Regions from separate parts of the Homo sapiens genome. Here region 1 is linked to region 2. Evidence: chromatin contacts called from ENCODE Hi-C or POLR2A ChIA-PET data. All regions are on one chromosome and are shown on one strand. Each heading gives the region's core, a stretch centred on a gene start or an enhancer-like site at or near the end of the contact. The rest is flanking DNA. Distances are from core to core; before and after follow the strand shown. Region 1 has its middle 63 kb from the start of MIR1538. Region 2 overlaps CYB5B (cytochrome b5 type B).

Region 1 (3,907 bases), core at 1,225-3,724, 37 kb before region 2:
ATTTTTAGTAGACAGGGGGTTTCACCGTGTTAGCCAGGATGACCTCGATCTCCTGACCTTGTTATTCGCCCGCCTCGGCCTCCCAAGTGCTGGGATTATACGCGTGAGCCACCGCGCCCAGCCCTATACTTTTCTTTTTTTTCTTTTTCTTTTTGAGACAGAATCTTGTCGCCCAGGCTGGAGTGCAGTGGTGTGATCTTGGCTCACTGCAACCTCCACCTCCAGGGTTCAAGTGATTCTCCTGTCTCAGCCTCCCGAGTAACTGAGATTACAGGCATGGACCACCACACCTGGCTAATTTTTGTATTTTTAATAGAGATGGGGTTTCACCATGTTGGCCAGGCTGGCCTCCAACTCCTGACCTCAAGCAATCTGCCTGCATCAGCCTCCCAAAGTGCTGGGATTATTGGCGTGAGTCACCGCGCCCGACCTCTCTTTATACTTTTCAAGAGAATCATATGAATTACCTACTGCTGTGTAGAAAATTGCCCCAAAACTTTATGGCTTAAGATAACAATAATAATAATAATAATATATAATAATAAGATAACAAGAGTTTCACTCCTGTTGCCCAGGCTGGAGTACAGTGGTGCGATCTCGGCTCACTGCAATCTCTGCCTTCCGAGTTCAAGCGATTCTCCTGCCTCAGCCTCCCGAGTAGCTGGGATTACAGGTGCCTGCCACCACGCCTGGCTAATTTTGTATTTTTTGTAGAGACAGGGTTTCTCCATGTTGGTCAGGCTGGTCTCAAACTCCCGACCTCAGGTGATCCACCTGCCTTGGCCTCCAAAGTGCTTGGATTACAGGCGTGAGCCACTGTGCCTGGCAGAAAACAATAATTATTATCACTCACAGTTTCTGAGGGTCAGGTGTTTGGAGCCCTCCAGGTTGCTCGTGAGGCTGCAGTCAGATGCTGGTCAGTGTGGCAAGGATCCGAAGGCTTGGCCTGGAGCTAGAGGATCCACACTGAAGGTGGTTCACTCACATAGCTGGCAAGTTGGTGCCAGCTATTGGCTGGGCGCCTCAGGTCCTGTCCACATGGACACCTGAGTATGCTCAAAGAACTTGGCTTCCTCCAAAACAAGCTAGACAAGAGATGAGTGTGGAAGCTGCATTATCTTTTATGACTAAGCATCGGATGTCACACCCAGTCACTGTCACCCTATTGTATTGTTCATGTATGCCAGCCCTGATTCATAGGAAAGGGACTACAGGAAGAGGTGGATACCAGGGGTGGTAGGATCAGCAGGGACCATCTTGGTGTCCCATCCAAGTACTAACGAGGCCCATCCTTGCTTAGCTTCCAAGAAAAGATGTGATCAGGATGGGCGTGATGGGTAGTGCCTGTAATCCCAGCACTTTGGGAGGCCGAGGCAGGCAGATCACAAGTTCAGGAGATCGAGACCTCCTGGCTAACAGGGTGAAACCCCATCTCTACTAAAAATACAAAAAATTAGCTGGGTGTGGTGGCGGGCACCTGTAGTCCAGCTACTCGGGAGGCTGAGGCAGGAGAATCGCTTGAAGCAGGGAGGCTGCAGTGAGTCGAGATTGTGCCACTGCACTCCTGGGTGACAGAGTGAGACTCCGTCTCAAAACAAAACAAACAAACAAAAAAAGATGAGATCAGATGCATTCAAGGTGCTATGGCCGTAGACCGGGATCATCCTGGAGGCTGGCTGATTTCAAACAGGTTGATTTCAAGGCTCTGTTCTCTTATTCCTGAGGAAATAATCCAGATGTATACACCCCAGGCTGGAGATCAAAAATTACATGTCTGCTGAGCACCTGTAATCCCAGCTCTTTGGGAGGTCGAGGCAGGAGGATCACTTGAGCCCAGGAGTTCAAGACCAGTCTGGGAAACATAGAGACTCCAACTCTTTTTTTTTTTAATAAAAATAAACAATTTTTTTTAATTACATCTCAAAATTGGCCAAGTCCTGACAGCAGGATCTGTCAGGATCTGTGATTTGCTTCCTCTTCTTGGTGAATTGAACAGCCTGCAGTGGAAAGTCCTATCTCTCCTGCTGGGGAATTTGAGGAGAAAGAGAACCTTAGTGCACTATGTAATAGAAATAAGATAATGAAGTCCAAGACTGCATGTTGCCCTTGGGCTGACACAGCCTGAAAGAGCCAGCCCTTTGTCTCTCTATCTACAGCAGCAAAACCTTCCTGGAATGTCATTTGAGTTATTCCACCCAGTGGTCCAATTCACTTTCTCTCCTGGCACATCAGCAAGTTACTTATTAAGCATCTACTGTGTACCCAAGAGCAAATCCCAGGATCATTTGAGACTAGTGTAGATGGATAAGCCAGAACTGCCCAGGCATGACCAAAATAGATGTTGTCAAACCCACCTGTCCGGAGGCTTCAAAGGCAAGGAACTGAAAAGTATTTCTTTCCTTTTTTTTCCCCCTGAGTTAGCATTTAGAGAAGTCACAGCCACGAGAATGCTTTCAGATTTACTTTCATTTAGAAAACTCCCAAGGACATGAGAGACAAAGAAAGATTGAGCAACACTTCTAGATGAAAGAAGAGTAATAGCACCTGACAACAACATGTAATGCGCATCCTGATTGTAGCCTGGACTGAGAAAAAATAGCTGTAAGATACGTGATTGGAAACTGGTGAAATTTGGCATACCAATTATAGATTAGATAACAGTATTCAGTATTAGATAACAGGATCAAGTTTAACTTTCCTACATTTTCTTTTTCTTTTTTGAGATGGAGTCTTGCCCTTATCGCTGAGGCTGGAATGCAATGGTACAATCTCGGCTCACTGCAACCTCCGCCTCCCGGGTTCAAGTGATTCTCCTGCCTCAGCTTCCTGAGTAGCTGGGATTACAGGTGCCCGCTACCATGCCTGGCTAATTTTTGTATTTTTAGGCAAGACAGGGTTTCACCATGTTGGCCAGGTTGGTCTCAAACTCTTGACCTTGTGATCCACCTGCCTCGGCCTCCCAAAGTGCTGAGATTACAGGTGTGAGCCACCGCACCCAGCCTAACTTTCCTATATTTTCTAATTATATTTTGGTCATATAATAAAACAGATTTGTTCTTAGGAAATACACACTCAAAGATTAGTGTATAAATGTGTCCACAACTTAACCTTCAAGTTGTTCAGGAAAAAAAGTATACAAACACACACACACACACACACACACACACACACACACACACGTTTATGGAGAAAGGAAGAGAAAGAGATAATCCCAGCACTTTGGGAGGCCGAGGTGGGTGCATCACTTGAGGCCAGGAGTTCAAGACCAGCCTGGCCAACATAGTGAAACCCCGTCTCTACTAAAAATACAAAAATTAGCTGGGCATGGTGGCACATGCCTGTAATCCCAGCTACTCAGGAGGCTGAGGCAGGAGAATCGCTTGAACCTAGTAGGCAGAGGTTGCGGTGGGCCAAGATTGCACCCATACACTCCAGCCTAGGTGACACAGTGAAACTCCATCTCAAAAAAAAAAAAGAGAGAACAAATGCAACAGGACGTTATTAATGCATCTGAGTGAAAGATATGCAAGAACTCCTTATAATATTCTGTTTGTTTCTTTTGTGTAAATTTGAAATTTTTCAAAATAAAAAGTTTTTAAAAAATGAAAGGAGGCCAGGTGCAGTGGCTCACACCTGTAATCCCAGCAATTTGGGAGGCAGAGGCAGAAGGATTGCTTGAGGCCAGGAGTTTGAGACCAGCCTGGGCAATATAGTGAGACTCTCTCTCTATTTAATTTAATTAAATAAAAAATGTTAAAAAATAAAAGGAAACTGCTGAGGCTCTTCTGTCAAAGACAGGACAGGAGAGGCCGTGGTGTCATCATTTGTTCATGGAATGTGGAATGGTAAGTAGAGGTCGAGGTCAGATGGCTACCCGCATGGCCATGCTGCTGCTGTGTCTTGGGAG
Region 2 (3,644 bases), core at 761-3,260:
GACTGGGCTTTGAAAATACATAGTAATCTAGTTCACTAATTAACGTTAGATTTATGCTATCAATTATCAGCAGTTTAACAGATTGTGTGGGTATTTCTTCCCTTAAATTTACATAATTGGACAGTCTTCTACCTCAGGCTTTCACGAATCAACCAGGATTTGTCAAGCACCTACCCACTATTCAGCATCAGGGACAGTGCTGTGATAATAAATTCTTACTAGTATCAAAGATTAAACATTAAATTCAAACTTTGGTAACAAGAATGGGGTTATCCTTTCCTGTTAGTAATCCTCAGTTCCTGTGACAGTGAAATAGCCGAGCCCTAATGAACAATCTCTCAACAGAAATCTGATATGTTAGTAATGTTAGATGGCTATCAGTATGTTTCAAAGGTAATTATAAAAACGGTTTATTTCCCTTGTTTTATTAACACAGTCACTAAACTTCAATCTCAGTGTTTAATTTTCCCCAACAGTTTAGCTATTTCCAAGAAAAACAATCATTTGAAGACTGGCATTGCAGATAACAAAACAGTATTACCTGGTACTGGCTTCTCTGTCAGTAGGTATTTTCAGTGGAAACAGAACCTCAAACCTGGCTACCCCGTTCCCACTTCACAGCCATTAAAACACAGCCTTGCTTTTTGCATTTCACGATTATCAAATGAACGATTCACTTCACGAAAAGAACAGTGAGGAGAATCCTGGAGAACCACGGAACTCCCCACCACGTTATGCTAAACACACCATTAGCACAGACACGGGAGACTGTCATGCTTCTGAAATCCTTTTCTTCCAGAACACCTGAGGATTACAAAACCAACACTTCTACTTAAAAAACACCTTTTTAAATTAAAAATAATAAGTGTAGTCGGGGCAAGAAAAGGAAAACAGTGTCTTTATTGTGTGTAGTTCTAACAAACGTTCACTGTGTGCGCATTCCAGCAGAAAGAGACAAAGATCTTTGTTCAAAATATTCTGAAAAAGGTAAACTAACTGCATTATTGAATACACAAAAGGAATGTTACCGTTACTTGTTCATAGTCAAAGGTGAAGTTAAAAAAAAAGGGAAGTTAAATAACTGAAGTAATGGTTTGCCCAAATAGCAAACGTAGGATACAAGCGTGGGCAAAGAGCAGCTACTGAAGCTCATGAGGAGGATGCTGGATATAGGGTAGGTAACTTGACAAATGCCTCTGCTTCTTTGGAACCTTCTTCCTAGATCACCCCCACAAATTCCAAACCTGGCTCTTTCAGAGCACAACAGCCAAATGTAACTAAACTCCTCATTACTTCTGTGATATTTGGCAACAGAATAAGATAGTTTAAAAAAAAATCAATTTCTTGTTGAGACAAGACATGTCTGAATCCATTTCTCTTGGGGTAGGAGGAGGTAATGAACATTAACGTTCTGCATCTCAATCTCCTAAAATGGAATTTAACCAGATAGATATCGCTTGAGATTTTAAAGCAGGAGATACCATAAGTAATGATACTCCAGGCCTGTAAAGCATTTTTCATTGTCCCACATTGCAGCTAAATGAGTATAAACTCGACAGTGTTCTGATTTCACAACATATGCATTTATGACAACTGCTAAAACAACTTTACAGGCTCAAACGATAGGTTCCAAGGGATTTTTGTTTTTGCTTAAGCAGTCTTGAAGAGATCTAAACACAAGATAAACTTTGACCCCACCACTCTGTTATCTTTACAAATGCAGAAGTCATTTGGAAACCAAAACCAATTGCTGAGTAGGGGCTGAGGAATTTTGGTGTCATTTCAAACTAGACTCTACTGAGGCAGGTTTAAACCCTGGCTCTCAGGCCAGGGGCAGTGGTACCAACACCCTCTATTTCGGTAGCATGAAACTTCTCTCACCTCCTCCTTCGTGTCCAGCAGCCATGATGTGTACAGTACAGTTTGCAGCAGCAGCAGCAGCAGCAGCTAGTCTTCCTCAGGAATAAACAACCGAACACCCCAGAGACCAGCTCCAGGTGGCACTGTCAGCCAATGGGGACTGGCTCCACTTGCTCTCCAGAGGGTTTTTCACCAGCTACCCATGTCAAGACTGTTTTGTGAATTCAAGTCTACTTCCTAAAAAAAAGGTCCTTTTGGATGGATTTGGCTAGTGTGCTATACTACTTTATTGTATAGAAAAACCTCTGCAAACTCTCACACAAGATTTAGCTTTCACCTGGCTGTTTTTGTAGGCAACAAAATAACAGTAAATGGACCCCAAAGTGATTTTCCAGATACAAAGTGACATCACATCGGCAGTAGTTCAGAAGAAGCCCTGGGTACTGGGGGATTTCATGGGTGGAAGAGACAAAGTCTAATTATCTTTTCCTCTGGCTCTCAGCAAAAAACAAGTGCAGATGTAAACAGGAAAAGAAAACCAATGTGAAGTAGAAAAACATACCTTTTGCATTGGCATTTACCTTAAAAATAACAAAAACACCAATTTTACTTAAGATGGTAGTTCTTTAACATTTCTTATAAGCCAGATGTTTTTCATTCAATTTCGGACATTGCCAACACACTTTTACAACTGATTCAAGTTATCTTCAGGCTTGGCTTTAGTTTGAATGTTCCCTTTCAAGCTCCTCAATACTCCTCTGTTCTTTACTTTTACCCCAATGTACTCCAATAATCACGCAATTTATTTATTACAGGCAATCATATACCAATCCTTCCTTGCCTTTAAATAGAGAAGCATCAAGTCATACCACTTTTGTTAAATAATAACCAAAGTTTTTTTCAATATTGTCTTAAAAGTAGCATCTTATAATGCATACAAACATTTTTCTAAAGATAAAAGCTTTACTAAACCCATATCCCTGATAATAAAAGTCAGCCAGAAATCTCCTAAAATTACTCCCAAATATATCCAAGTGTGCAAGTACAAGGTTAATATTATTTTGATGAATTCTGTATTCATTCAACTGCTAAATCACAGGATACAAGACCTGGGTTGAACTTTTTCTTAAATAGTTTACATGGGCAGTCCCTGGTTTGCTGGGCAGTTTCCTGTCTCATCAAATCCCTGGCAAGCTGGGAGGGAGGGAGGAGATGCTGAGCAGCCTCTATGGTCCTTCTTGAACCAAGCTGCTCCCTGCTGGATATGACAATGGCTCAGAAGCAGACTAGCAATTCTCAAAGGACAGGGAGAAAAATCACCACAGTTGCTGGCAGAAAACAGCCAGTGTACTATTTATTTCCTCAAGTGCTTCCATGGGGGAAAAAATAAAAGTCTAATATGCCAGAGAAATCATCATTGAACCAATAAGACACAGTAACATAATTCTAGTAACCTACTTCTCAATGAACACACATCTGAGAAAAAAACCGCCAGTATTTTATTCTCATGGAAAAACAGAACAAACCCACAAGTTGGAGTCACGGAGATAAAATACAGATGAAATGGAAAACGGTCTGTTGTCATGAACTCTCACTTTCAAATACCATTTTATATGGAAGTTACTTTACTGCGGGGCAAACAGAAGGCCATGCTGGAGTCTCTTACTTTTGGAAAATGGAGAATCAAAAATTTGCTAATCAACAAACAAAAAAGGAGGGAAACTCCTTGGTAAAGCTCTACAAACATAATTATACATTTATATTTTACCAATAAAAGATAGCTA

Evidence for each region. A loop is a pair of places that touch in the nucleus more often than their neighbours do. ChIA-PET counts read pairs that join two places held with the same protein, here RNA polymerase II (POLR2A). Pooled maps may share reads with other maps.
Region 1: a map of Caco-2 shows a loop between it and region 2 (5-fold over the local background). The contact joins two enhancer-like sites. A Hi-C loop is called at or near these places in 1 of 168 maps with a recorded cell type or tissue (Caco-2), 7 of 37 single-sample maps with no recorded cell type and 6 of 50 pooled maps. POLR2A ChIA-PET finds 5 or more read pairs at or near these places in 8 of 52 experiments (AG04450, BJ, GM12878 and 5 more).

Annotation. Positions count from the first base shown.
Region 1 is chr16:69,500,663-69,504,569 of GRCh38, reverse strand. No RefSeq gene overlaps it. Among named protein-coding and RNA genes, the nearest start is that of MIR1538, 63 kb to the left of the region's middle. Within about 2 kb of position 2,474, at least 3 of the 41 ENCODE cell types and tissues checked have a DNase peak (open chromatin) inside an H3K27ac peak, as active enhancers do; they include GM12878, where a contact is called at or near this core.
Region 2 is chr16:69,463,502-69,467,145 of GRCh38, reverse strand. It overlaps CYB5B (cytochrome b5 type B), which reads right to left. Exons shown (of 5, transcript NM_030579.3): 5 at 882-3,644. Among named protein-coding and RNA genes, the nearest start is that of CYB5B, 41 kb to the right of the region's middle. Within about 2 kb of position 2,010, at least 5 of the 41 ENCODE cell types and tissues checked have a DNase peak (open chromatin) inside an H3K27ac peak, as active enhancers do; they include GM12878, where a contact is called at or near this core.